Linked DNA regions of Mus musculus: region 1 is linked to region 2. Evidence: chromatin contacts called from ENCODE POLR2A ChIA-PET data. All regions are on one chromosome and are shown on one strand. The core of a region is the stretch at or near the end of the contact, and the rest is flanking DNA. Distances in the headings are between cores, read along the strand shown.

Evidence for each region. ChIA-PET counts read pairs that join two places held with the same protein, here RNA polymerase II (POLR2A).
Region 1: POLR2A ChIA-PET joins it to region 2 with 18 read pairs in Patski. The contact joins the promoter of Tbrg1 here to the promoter of Siae in region 2. POLR2A ChIA-PET finds 5 or more read pairs at or near these places in 2 of 5 experiments (Patski and embryonic stem cell).

Annotation. Positions count from the first base shown.
Region 1 is chr9:37,652,731-37,659,198 of GRCm38, forward strand. It overlaps Tbrg1 (transforming growth factor beta regulated gene 1), which reads right to left and starts at 4,582. Exons shown (of 9, transcript NM_025289.3): 1 at 4,268-4,582; 2 at 2,292-2,362; 3 at 1,486-1,706; 4 at 303-439; 5 at 1-31. The coding sequence starts at 4,414.
Region 2 is chr9:37,611,049-37,617,979 of GRCm38, forward strand. Siae (sialic acid acetylesterase) reads left to right here and starts at 2,773. Exons shown (of 10, transcript NM_011734.4): 1 at 2,773-2,878; 2 at 5,752-5,913. The coding sequence starts at 2,812. It overlaps Spa17 (sperm autoantigenic protein 17), which reads right to left and starts at 2,672. Exons shown (of 5, transcript NM_011449.2): 1 at 2,508-2,672; 2 at 788-970. The coding sequence starts at 941.

The DNA.
Region 1 (6,468 bases), core at 3,332-5,831, 43 kb after region 2:
CATCATGGAAGCCAGGTCGGTTGGTGATGATCTATAAAAGATTCCTTAATCTGGAACTTAAGGCTTTAGAGCCCAGTTTACTATGGTAGCCTTTAGAGGAACTTTGGGGCTGACAAAGAGTGATACAACAAACATAGAAGGTGATGGCTGTGAGAAGAGAAAACTGACCTGGTTTGGAAGGGACTAGAGATTTTCTGGGGTCAGTATGGATCAACAAAGGGGTGCTGCCAGTGGGAACAGGGAAAGGCTCAACCCCACTCTCATGGTTCTCATTAGCCTGGCCATATGCTGGTCTCACTCACCTCCCCCAGACTGTATACTGTCAGACCCCCTAGTCCGATGGGGAACACAGGCTGTCCTGAAGGATCCAGGGCAATGGGTCGAACCAGTTTTCGAGCACCTCCCTCCATTTTCTTTTTCTTGGATGTTTTCTTCAGAACTGAAACGAAAATCTGGGGTCACCCACTTAGGTCTCTTCCAGTGCCAAGGGGTAGGGAAATTTACACATGAATGATAAAGGTAGAAAGCCAATCTTGATTGATATGGATGCTCTTTGTGATGGGATTTTATTCCATAAGCCCAAGGTAAGTCGAAAATACAGTATGTTAATGCGTGTGATATACCTAACTTAACAAACATCAGGCAACTGAGTACACTGTGGAGTGTCAAGTATCACTACAAATGTGGGTCTGTGTGGGAGCTATGGCTTCACACCATTAGCTAATATTACTGATATTACACTGCGTATCACTGTTCTAAGATAAGAACAAAACCAAAAGTCCGATTTTTATTGAATGCACCCTGCTTTTCTTTTTTTCTTTTTTGGTTTTTCAAGACAGGGTTTCTCTGTGTAGCCCTGGCTGTTCTGGAACTCACTTTGTAGACCAGGCTGGCCTCAAACTCAGAAATCTGCCTGCCTCTGCCTCCCGAGTGCTTGGATTAAAGGCGTGCACCACCACGCCTGGCTGCACCCTGCTTTTTATAACATTGTAAAGGTGAGAAAATCTCTAAGTTGAACATCTGGCTGTAGGTGAGGTATCATCTGTATTCACGAAATAGCCATCTGGGCCTTTCCCCCAAAGCCCAAGTATCTAACTTGCCTACAAACCAGTTTAATATGCTGCTTACATATCTTAAGAACTTTTAAGTTCTCTTCAACTGTAGAAGCAGCTGAGCTAGCAGCGTGTTGAGAAGGCTGGCTTGCTCATTTCCCTGCCCCTAGGAAAGCCTGCAGTGAATACAGTCCAGAGAGCAGGGGCACAAAACGAGGGGCAGAGGCCTCAAGCCTGCTTATCCTCATCTGTCACGTCTAATCAGAATCTCTCCAAAGCAGCTCCAATGAGACACTTGCTTCTCAAGGGACTTCAGGGGGTGCTATGAAACACAAGCGGCTACTTGTTACTCAGTCAGAACCAGTTAGTTCTACCAGGCCTTTGCTATCAGTAGAGCCTCCGAGGCCACTGCTACACTATCTTCTTAAAATACCTTCCAGTTTGCTGTTCTCCTTGCCCTTTTCTTTCTTCTCCTTCTTGGATTTCTTCGCAAATGGTTCCTCGGCCCCAGTGCTGGGCCCGGCTCCCTGCATAGTTCCCACAGAGCTGGTGACACCATAAGGCAGGGGCAAACTGGAGCTGTGGGAAGGAGCAGCGGCCTGTGGCTCCCCTTCAGTTAGAGCATGTATCTGGAGGAGCTTCTTCAGCAAGTATCTGAGGTGGAGAGGGATGGGAGGACAGGCATGAACTCTGGCTTTTCTCTCAATTCAACGTTTCGCTTAAGCAGTGGGAATTACAGACTAAATACAAAGATTATCACACAATAAGGCTCTTATTGGAGACAGAGGCCATGAAGCCCTGCAGGATAATCAATACTTGAAGAAATCAAGATATTGGCTGGAACTTCTCTTGTCCCTGCAGGGATCTTCTACCTTTAGGGTGGAAGGCCTGAGGTGTCTGGAGAATATTCATACGAATAGAATCAGAGGTATCCATATACCCACTGTAATTTGCATAGGGAAAAACAAAGCCAATATTAGTAGAATGAGAAACAGTGGTTTTTTTTTTTTTTTTAAATCATCCCTTGGTTTTCATAATTGGGAAGTTATTTGGGTGGGATATAGCACACAGGTTTAGAATTCCTCTGTATTGCCTCAAGTGGTCAAGGGGCTTTGCGATGTGCAGGAATCCAGAGGAGAGGGAAAAAAAAAATCAGCCACCATAATAATATCAATCCACAGCACCAGTAATAATGATGACAATGATAATCACAGCAACAGCAAAATGAAGCTGGCTCACCTTCTTTCTTCCTTTGCTTTAAGAAATTTTTCCTCAAGACGAGCAATTTCATCACAGATGGAAGCATTTTCCTTTAAGGAAGAAAAAAAAAAAAAGGACTATAATCACATAAAATGAACTTAAAACTTGAGGCTCCTTTCTGGTGACAAGATCTATATCTCAGATTGAAAGAGCCCTCTGTGCTGCAGTGTGTAAGAGAAGTGTGGTTCTACTCTGCGCATGCTGTTAATAAATACAGAGTCTGTACAGCTGGCTCAGCGGGGAAAGGCACCGAATCGGAGCCCCAGAACCCACAGTGGAAGGAGAGGAATGAATGACAGTTACCTGATAACTTCTATGCGTGCTCGGCGGCACACACACAGTAATAAGAATAAAAAGAAAGAAACTTCTTTTAAAAAAAAATCTGCAGGGCCAAGTGTTTGGGTTCTATTACAGGGAGGGTAATTGCATGGACACCTTTGGATGAAGAGGGACATTCTTAATGCTCATGCCAGAACAAGATGGTACACCAGGGCTTGCACTCTTTGGGCAAATCAATGGGTGTGGCCACTCCAATTAGTGTGGCCTTTGGCAGAGAAAGGATATAGGACTTGGACTTAATTTAGACCCCCTACAAAATTCTTTTTTGTTCTCCACTACAGAATTCTAAAGACTCTCTATGCTTACAGCTTTGACCTTGCAAAGACAATCTGACCCACTGTATCTTACAGAACAATTACAGGGAGAGAGAGAGAGAGAGAGAGAGAGAGAGAGAGAGAGAGAGAGAGAGAGGGAGGGAGGGAGGGAGGGGGAGGGGAGGGGAGGGGAGGAGGGGAGGGGAGAGAAGAGAAAAGGATGAAAAGTTTTGCATGTAAAATTCTTAATTAATCATCTATTTGCATATACCCAAGTACCATCATTCTTTACTGATGGCTCAGTCTGTCTTGAAACCAGTTTTGAAGGAAATGCCTATTTGGGTGTTTCACAGGTGGAGCCTCAAATTGGTGTTCAAGGCATCAGTTGGTTTAAGTACACGGAGACCCTTTGGTTTCATAAGATCTTTGTATACTTAACGAAACCAACACTATCTTTAAATGTCGACTTGTAAGCATTAGGCAGGCTCTGACATCATGTGACAAGAGAGAACAGTGAGTATAAGGTGTTGACTTCCTGATTTACTCATATTTCCCTCGACACATATACAAGCGTTAAATGTTTTAGCAACAACAAATTGAAAGTCAAAACTTTTCCCGATACGTCTACAAAGACCTTGTAGAAAGAAGTGTTAAACTGCAGGTTCAGATGTGAGGGTATATGGACCGTATACCTATTACCAAGCAAGCACTGAGGTGACTGGCTAAGCTAGAATAGTCTATTTATTAGACTGTTATCAGATTTATTAGACCCTAATACTTCTTGGCTGGTAAAGAAGTTTACTCATCAAATCCTAAATCCCTACAATTAAAGCAGGAAGTGTCTATACACCTCAGCAGGAGGAGGTAGCCTGTTTCCTGATGTTGAGTTCCACTTTCAGTTTCGGATGGAGGGAAGGCAGAAACACCTAGAAGCCTCGTCAAAGGGAGCTACAACCAGGACAATTTTGAAAGATTTAGGTGCCTGTTTACGAAAGCGGCAGCCATGGCGTTAGGGTTGGGTGTACTTAGGAAACAGGCTGTGTAGAGTAAATAATAAACTGGAATCAGGGTATCCAAGTTGGAGTTAGGGCACGTCATCCCTCTGGGCTTCATTTCAGTGTGCTCGCCTTAAAAGACACTCCTTAGGCTCGAAACGAAAAGTAGCAAGAAGGTAATGACTAAAGTTTGCTGGCGGAGCACTCTTCAGTCCTCATTTATAGAGGAGTTGACAGGACTAGAGGAATAACTTATGCAAGGATATGGAACTAATATTCCCAAGCGAGGCAACTAACACTGGACGGATATTCTTTCTCTGAGAGAGTTGAGGTGGGGAAGACAGTCCCCACCCAAACCCAGACTCACAAACACCGTGGCCTTAGCTGCTCTGCGCAGCCGCAGGTACTTCAGCCGGTACTTCTCGTTCTGGCTCTTCCTCGGGAGCCTTTTCATCCTGGCCTTGCTGGACAGCGGGGTGCGCGGCTCGGAGGCCAGGCCGCTCAACACGCTCATGATCAGACCGGGTTCTGGAGCTCCGGGGCGCGGAGGGGATGGAGCGCAGGCAGAAACAGATGGCGATCCTCGGCACTTCCCAGTCGATTTCCCAAGGAAGACCCGCCGGAAGTTGCGCAAAAGCACCGCCACGTGTAACTTCCGGGTTTGGAAGTTGCGGTGGTTCGGACCTAGCGGTGGGCTGGGAGGACGGGTGTGGCTCAGGGTTGCAAGGAGCTGGAGCTGGAAAGAACCGGTCCTACCCGGCTGATAGCCAGCGAAGTAGGGAAGAGTTTAAAGTCCTGATGCAGACGCTCAGGCAGGTGCCCTCAGGGAATGCACGTCCACATCTGCTTTCCCAGGTTGCTCTGAGCAGCAGGCCTTCCTGGGGTTTTAGCAGACTTAAATACTAATGCGGGGAACTCAGTTTCCCATATGTGCTGATCGCACAAGTGTTTCTTAGGCTGTGAACTTCGGGGATAGTAAAACAAGACCTTGATTGCCCCAAAGCTTGGTATCTAGTTAGCAAACTGTTTTAATAAAATGTTAAGTAGCACAAGGTCGGCTTTCAGTGGTTTTAAAATGAAACCAGGAGCGTTTCAAGTACACATACTTCCTATCGTTTTTTTCTTTCAGTAGTGTCAAACCAATTGACTGAGCCTCTTTTTCACATTTTGTTTTTGTTGTTTGTTTTCTCCCTCTCAAAGTAAGAAATGAGATGGGGTGGATTTCCAAACTAGTGTACTCATATAAAAGATAATTATTGTTAAATTCTCCAAATCTAGACGTTTACGGTTGTACATGGAAGCCAAGAAGTATGTTACATAATTAACGCGCTCACTGAATTACTAGAGAAAAACCTAATACTGATAAAGACAACTTAGAATTCAGTAAGTGATCCAAGTATTTAATCTCTGAAAACTGTAAAAACCATTGCAGTTTTGACAAACTGCAACCCAAGAGAAAAAGCGTGTAGATACTCTTCTATGACTGCCCATGTAACAAGCTGCTTTTTTTGAACTTGGTTGGGTCTTAATAATGCAACTCCAGGGTACCATTTGCCTTCACAAATACCTAAGGTGCTCCTGTGGATTTAGTTGGTTTTAAAAGCCATCAGAATTGTGACAACTTATAAAATACACTGCTTTGAAAATATATACTGGAATTCTAGCTTGGAATCTGAAAGCACTCATAGTAATCGAAATTGACTTTATTCTTAATAAAGCGTTAGTTTTAACTGCCTGATTTGCTGTTTAGCTGCATTTTGTTCTCATAGACTTTGACATCTATCTGACTTTTTGTATTATTCATCTTCTTCGTGTGTTGTGTCTATGAGGAGGAAAGTCCCAGCCTCTGCTTTAGTTGAAAGCTCTTTTGGCCAGTAGACTTCAGTGGAATAGTCCCAAACATGTTTATTATTATTTTTTTTTTTCACTTGAGACTTTTTCTTTTACAATTAAGGCAATTTTCTTGCAAATTTGACAAAAAAGAAGGTATTGTTTATTTGTTGGCTTTGATAGACTGGGTTCTTAACAGTGCCAAACTCTCTGTGTAGGGAAAGATGACCCTGAACTCCTGACCCTCCTGTTTCTATCTCCCAAATTCTGGGACTATAGCCATAGACAACCATGTCCAGCTTGGGGAATTTTTTTTAAAATCCATGGGCTGTGATCTAACTCAGTGGCAAAGCACTTATATTATAGGTGAAGAGCTCTGGGTTTGATTTCTAGCATTCCAAAATGAGTGGTGGATGAATGGATGGATGGATGAATGAATGAATGAATGAGTAACAGAGGCCCCAAGTTCAGTTTCAAGAAACCACATCCTGTAGCGCACAGCTATTTGTAATTCCAGCTTTAGGGGATCTGACATGGGCACTTGCACTCACATGTGTACACACCTGTCATCCATGTAGACACATAACAAAGGTTTGAAAAAAATAACAACAACAACAACAACAACAACACAATAATAACTCCCCCTATCCCAAACCACCAAGACACCCATAATACTGCCTCTTTGGATGAACTACTATTAATATTTTAGTATATGTTTTGATTTTTCACAGAAGTTAG
Region 2 (6,931 bases), core at 1,523-4,022:
TAATTGTTCTTTCCCCCTTTGACCTGTGAGCCAGATCCTCATATTCATGAATCGTCAAGGCTGGGATTTGTACATCGTACAAAGGAAGTATAGGAACTTCACTTTGGCTTAAAATCAAAGTCACTGCTAGCATGAACCTTAGTCTCTGTGCAGGATGGGACCTGGAAAGTACATAGAATGTAAATTACCTTCCCAGCTGGCAATTCACTTGCCAAAGCAGTTTGTTTCTGTGCCTTCGTTGAAGAACAGTTTCATATACCCCAGCGAAACCCGGTTTATTTAATCTAGGGAGTGTTAAATTATTTTTATAACACTTATGATACTTTCAAATGAGAAGAATCAAAATTTAAAGAAAACTGCAAATTATCCTCTCAGGAAGAACAGGCAGTGAGCTAGCAGGGTTGCCTGAGAATAGGGTCCTTCCATACTGCATCTGTGAGAAATACAGAGAGAATGGCAGGGTACTGAACTGTCACAGCCTGTTGCAAACAGTAAGAGCCGTACTTGCAACCACTGGCCTTATAAAGGCTTTCTGCACAATGACCATGATTTTTAATGTTCTTTTTTTCTTTTTTGTATGTGTGTATGTTTTCATGCTCCCGTGTGTGTGTGTGTGTGTGTGTGTGTATGTGTGTGTGTGTGTGTGTGTGTGTAGTGCTAGATATGTGTTTGCACGTACATGGTGGTCACAGGCTGAAGACATGTATATTCCTCAATCTTAAGTTTTACCATAATGAAATGCTTAGTTTATTTTAAAATTCCTATTTTTTTTTTTAAAAGAGCTTACTCTCTCTTTTCTCTAGAAGGTTCTCAAAATACGCTGCGGCAAAAGCTGGTATATTGTCCGGTTGCTCCCTCAGAATCTCCCGTGTCAGCCCTTCAAGAAGATTTCCAAATCCTTGTGGAATTCGGTAGTGGGTGTTGGAGAAAGGAATCGACATCTCCTCGGAAAGAATTGCCTATATGGTACCTAAAGATTCAGTAAAAAGTGCCTAATTTAAATTATATAATCACAAGTTTCACAAACCAACTCACTATCACGACTCAAATCATTTCTCAAACACACATACCATATTTTGGACTTTAAAAAGAAAAAAGTCACACAATCTAGGTCCTGGTGCTCTCTCTATCTCAGTAGATCTGAATCAAATCCACGCACATCCTATTGTGGCCGAAGTGAACTGACTCTCACAAAATGTTCTCTGACTTCCATAGGCTGACGACATCATGGAGGCCGTGCCCATACACATGCACATACTAAATAAATGAACACCAAATTCACCCCACCACGTCTATCCTTTTCTCCTAGAGTTTTGAATTCTACCACTGAACTATTTTGTTTGTTTTCTGAGACAGAGTCTCTCAACATAGCTCTGGCTGTTCTGTAACTATGTAGACCAGGCTGCCCTCTAACTCAGAGATCTACCTGCCTCTGTCTCCCAAGTGCGGCGATTAGAGCCAGCCTGGTGGATAAACACTATGCTTTGTGAATTATAGTATCATAAATCCAGATCCATTAAATTAGACAAATACATATTTTCAAAGTTAGAGAACCACAGTTTTCACTAGATTAAGTACTTTGTTTTTCTGTCCTTAAGAGGTGAGGGTAGATGTTGCAAGCCCACAGTATTGAAGAGACAATGATTGCTGAGAAGCTGGTATAAACAATCCCCTTTACATTGCTGAGAAGAAACTATTTCAAGTGCAGTACTTGGGAGGCAAGGGTAGGTGGGTCTTTGTGAGTTCAAGGTCAGCCTTGTCTACAGGGTGAGTTTCCGGACAGCCAGGGGCTAAACAGAGAAACCCTGCCTCAAAAACCCAAAAATCAAACAAATAGCAAGCAAGCAAACAAAAATCTAGTCGTTCTAGAAATTATTATAATTTGTTGAATAGTTTCACTTGTTTTTCAGCCCCAACTTTTGAAGCATGTTCTCAAGTGCCTCTGCTTTCTGATGAGGGATTGTGAAAGGGGAGGTCGTGTATTTGGGAGTCAGCTTTTGATGTTTGGGGAATCTTATTTTCTGGTTTTCTCAGGCCTTCTTTTATCTTATTATTCGAGGACTGGCTTAAAGGTGGCTGACATAGGATTTGATTATTGAGAAAAGAGAGCTTCGGGTCTGGGCGTGTGCTCCCTCTGCCTCCCCCAAGAAGCACAAAGGCGGCGCTGGTTGGGGTCGAGGCTGGAGGACTAGAGGTTTAACAAGGCCTAACCTGTGGAGTCTCTTCCCTTTCTCTCTTTTGGCCACAAACAGCAGATTAGATATCGAATCTTGAGAGCTGTGTAAAGCCCTGAACCGGGCGGGGGAGGACAGGCTGTCGAGGGGAAGCAGGTCAAACCGTGGGCGGGACGCCAAAGACCTAGCGTTCCAGATTCTCCGAGAAAGGGCTTGCCAGGCTCTCTGTCTGGTCCAGGAGTTGCGGGAGTATTGGAGATGCGGAGAGACTACGGCACGAAGGAAAATGGCGAAGCCTCCACATTGGAGAGGGAGTGGGGGAAACTGCCTCACCTCTTCTTTCTCTTCAAGCTGGTGCGGATGGTTCCAGTGTTTTATCTCGTTGCTGGGTAACCGTTTTTTTTTTTCTTTTTTCTTTTTTCTTTTTTTTTTAACTACGGAGGCCGGGAGGGGAGCGCCCTGCGCCGCGCCGCGCCGCGCCGCTGATGGTTTCGCGTACTGAAGGCTTGAGGGTGGGGCCCGATAGGTAGACCCTCCCAGGCCCCGCCCACTACGCAAGACCACGCCTCTGCCCTGTCCCCGCCCCCGCATAGGGGCTCTTCCTGAATTCGGCGGGTTAATCAGGATCTTCACAAACATGGTTTCCCCGGGGCCTGTGTTTGGGATAGTGCTGCTCATAATCGCGCGAGTCAGCAGAAGTGCAGGTGAGGTGTCACAGCTGTGCCGGACCCTTGCCTTTCAGATCTTCTGCAGGATCATGGCATGCGTCCCCTTTAAAGGTCTGGTTTGAGTCAGAACTGGACTTTTCGCACCTAGTTCTGGCTCAAGGTACTGTTGGGCCCATCTACTGCCTTTTTCATGCAGGGTACCTCATTTGCAGCATAGGAGGCAGGGAGAGACTTCGGTTTACCCATTGGAATAGGCTCCAGAGTCCCCAGACCGAAGCCTTGAGGAGAGCTCAAAGAGAAGGGGGCGAAGCTTAGTTAGATAATATTTGGAAACAGGTGTCTGAGTCATCCAAAATACTTCAACACCTGCCCCCTCAGTAGTGCCCTTGGGGAGGGCTTCTGTCGGGATGGGTGCCTTGAGGGAATTAAATTTTACTAGTTTCTAAGTGGTTATTAGGGCTAAGAAATACAACCCCCTCACTAGCTCAGAATAATTTAAGGTTCAGCTCTGAATTTTGATACAGCCTAAGAGATACTAGTGGAGGGGTAAGACTCATCACACTGGAGAGGGAGCTATTTCACACTGGCCATTGTGCAGGTCAGAGCTTGTCATCTGACTAACCTGAGCTGGACATTGCCCTCTGCATGGAGATATCAAAAGATAGGAATCTATTCACTTAAAGTAAAAGGTTACTGCTGGAGCCACCCACCCTTCTTTTCTTTGTATCACTGAAAGAGTGGACCTCATCCATAGACTGTCAATAAATGAAATTTGGGGGGGGGGATGAGAATATAGCTCAGTGATAAAGCTCTTGGCTGGAGTGCTAGGAATTTGTGGTCCCATTACCATTATCCTCACAGCAAAAATGAAATTGCAATTCCTTTGGAATTAGATGACGTTGATTCTCATTCTGTCATAAACTACCTTCTGAGGCCTGTCAAGGACATTACTGTCTTCTTTCTTAAGAACTCTGCTACACGAGTAAGCTCCTAGTAGATTGTAAGATCCTTGGCAGCAAGAATTTTTATCTACTATTGGAATTATTTTTCCTTCCAGGGTTGCAGTCTCAATGTGTAAAGTACTAGGTATCATTAAAGAGATATTCATTGAATTCATAGCTGTTCTAATTATTCTTTAAAATTGCTTAATCTATTTGTGCTCTAGTCCCTTGATGGGTAATGTGGTTAGGTTATATCTCTTCATCGGTAGTAACACAATTAACACGTTTATTATAAAGATAATTTCCACCTCTAAATTTTTTTTTTCTCACCATAAATCCATTCACAAAGAGCTTCTATAACTGAATGTTGGCAAACACAGAAGGGCTTGGGAAGGCATTCCCCATCCTATGGACTGCAACATTGTTGCCCATGTAAGGAATATTTTCTTCACTCTGTTCTTCCAACTCAAGTCTTCTCTTTGCTTAGCTCTTATTTATGCGTTTACTTTTCAGCTTTTGTTCTGTATCTACCCAAGACAGGGCCCTCCCACACATATGCCTCCCGGTTTCCCCAGCAGGCTGCCATCCTGCTTATGCAATTCTGGGATGTTGTGGTTCCAGAGTATTTTGCTCATGGTACATGCTTCTTGAGGTTGTTAAGCTTTCCGGATAATCCTTGATTGCCATGTAGGCTTCCTGATCGAACTAGCTCCGGAGTGAGAAAGAAAACTGAGGATTTTTAGGGTTAGCCTGTAACTTAAAAAGCAGTATTAATAGGCCACCAAGCTTGTGAGGGGACCCCCATTAGCTCGACTGCCCTGTTAAGTATAGCCTAAGGGGCCTGCCATCTTTTGTAGCTTTCAGCAAGGAAAATGTCAGCTTTGTTAATTCTAATTCTCTTCCCTGTCTATCACTTTTATTAAAAACAAAAAACCAAAAACCAACCAAACCAAAACAAACCAAAAAGCCCTTAATTTTGTAAAATATTTTCTTTGTAGGATTTTTAAAAACTCTCCCCTGCTGAGACAAATTGGGATGATTTTATGATTTTCCTACTTAAATTTCTATGAGCTCACTGGGATCATTTGGATCAATGCTTGTTATTTAAAAAGTTCTCCGATATAGGCTATGAGTTAAAAATAGAAAAGATCTCGTTAAAGTGAATTCTTATTCAGTCTTGTTAGTGATTCTTAGCACAGAATCCAATATGCAAGTGTGCCTCCTCTTTTCTTTGCTTGTGAAATGGTGACAAGACTTTTTCTCAGAGATTTTTAACCTTCTGTCTCTCCACGATCGTATTTTTGTCTCCTGACTTATCTGAGCTTACTGGAAAGGAAACATTTTCACAGTCGTAAGTGTGGTAAACCAGGTCATCAAAGACAAAAAGCAACAAACAAAACCAATCAACAAAATTACATCATCATCAACAACAAAATAAACCCTCAAGAGAAAACACTTGAAGGGGTTTGGCATTGATAGGATGGAGAGGAGGAGCCAAAGATGGGTACAGCAACATTAGAGGACCTATGAGCTACTAGGAGTGGGCACAGTGATGGAGAGTTAGGGAAGGAAGTGCCTTGTTTTTCTTATCATCACCATCTGTGAGGTGCATGGAAGGTTCATTTTAGTGACTTGAGAGAGGAATGTTAAATTCTAGAGCCAAGTTTTAGAGCAAGGGTTGGCCAAGAACTGTGAAGGGGAAGGAAGGAGAGCATGTACATTAGTTGTTATCTTGGGTTCTAAGTTTCTCTTAATGGTCATGTTCTGCTGTGATACATATTGTTGGAAACTGTTCTTATTATGTTGTTTATTTAATCTGGAGCAACTGGACCCGGTTTTGGAAGATTAAAAGGCTTAAGTGGGCTCATATTCTTTAGTATAGGGACTATATGTTACTTCCTTTTACCGGATCCACATGATGCTGAATCTCCTGATTATGTTCTCCTAAGTGCTTGTTGATATTTATAGGTATTGGTTTTCGCTTTGCTTCATACATCGATAATTACATGGTGCTGCAGAAGGAGCCTTCAGGGGCTGTGATCTGGGGCTTTGGTACACCTGGAGCCACAGTGACAGTGACCTTGTGCCAAGGTCAGGAAACCATCATGAAGAAAGTGACCAGTGTGAAAGGTAAGGCAGCCCATTCTCTGTTCAGTTATTGTCCTCTTCTGCCACCTGCTGGATTATCTGAAAATGAATGCTTATGGCTCCCCCTCAAGTTGTCAATCCATCCATCCATCATCCATCCATCTGTTCATCCATCCATCATCCATCCATCCATCCATCCATCATCCATCCATCCATCCATCCATCCATCATCCATCCATCCATCCATCCATCCATCCACCCATCCATCCATAAGAGTTATTTGAGATACTATGTGGGTAAACACTAAAGATACCACAAATGGTAACAAGGCTCAAAGTTCCCTTCACCAAGGGGCTCATTGAACAGAACAAATTATGTAGTCGTTGGATGAACACATAAAATATCTGTGGACTTCCAAGAGCTAGAGAAGACATCCACCTCAGTCTGGTTGCTATGGAAAGTTGTCACAGAAGATGATAGTTGAGGCAGGCAGTCTAGAGGTGAGAGGGTGGCTCAGAGGTTAAGAGCTCTTGCTGTTCTTGCAGAGGACCTGGGTTTAGTTCTAGCATGCACATAGGGTGACTTATAATTCTGTGTAACCTCCAGCTCCAGGGGTACTCTGGGCACACACACACACACACACACACACACACACACACACACACACAAGTTGAAATAAGTCCTACAAGCAATTTGAAAAGAGAGTCAATTTGGTGATCTTGTGAAGAACTTGAATTTTTAGTTTACTGTCAGAGTTCTGATTCTGTCTGTTATTTTTAGGTATGTAATTTAAGAATATATTAAATATATCTGTGACAGTTTGTTTTTTTGGGGGGGTTGTACGAATTCTTAATGGATTATTATGAGGAGTAAATGCATATAAAGTAGTTGGAACAGTGCTTGTCACATTAACTTGTTTGGCCATTATTGTTACCACTACTGCTACTATTACTTATTCAGTAATTCAAATATTTATTGAGTACCTACTGTGTGCTAGATACTGTGCTAGGTACTGATGATAAAGTGATGAATAAAACAGATGGAGCCTCTCCCTTAGTGA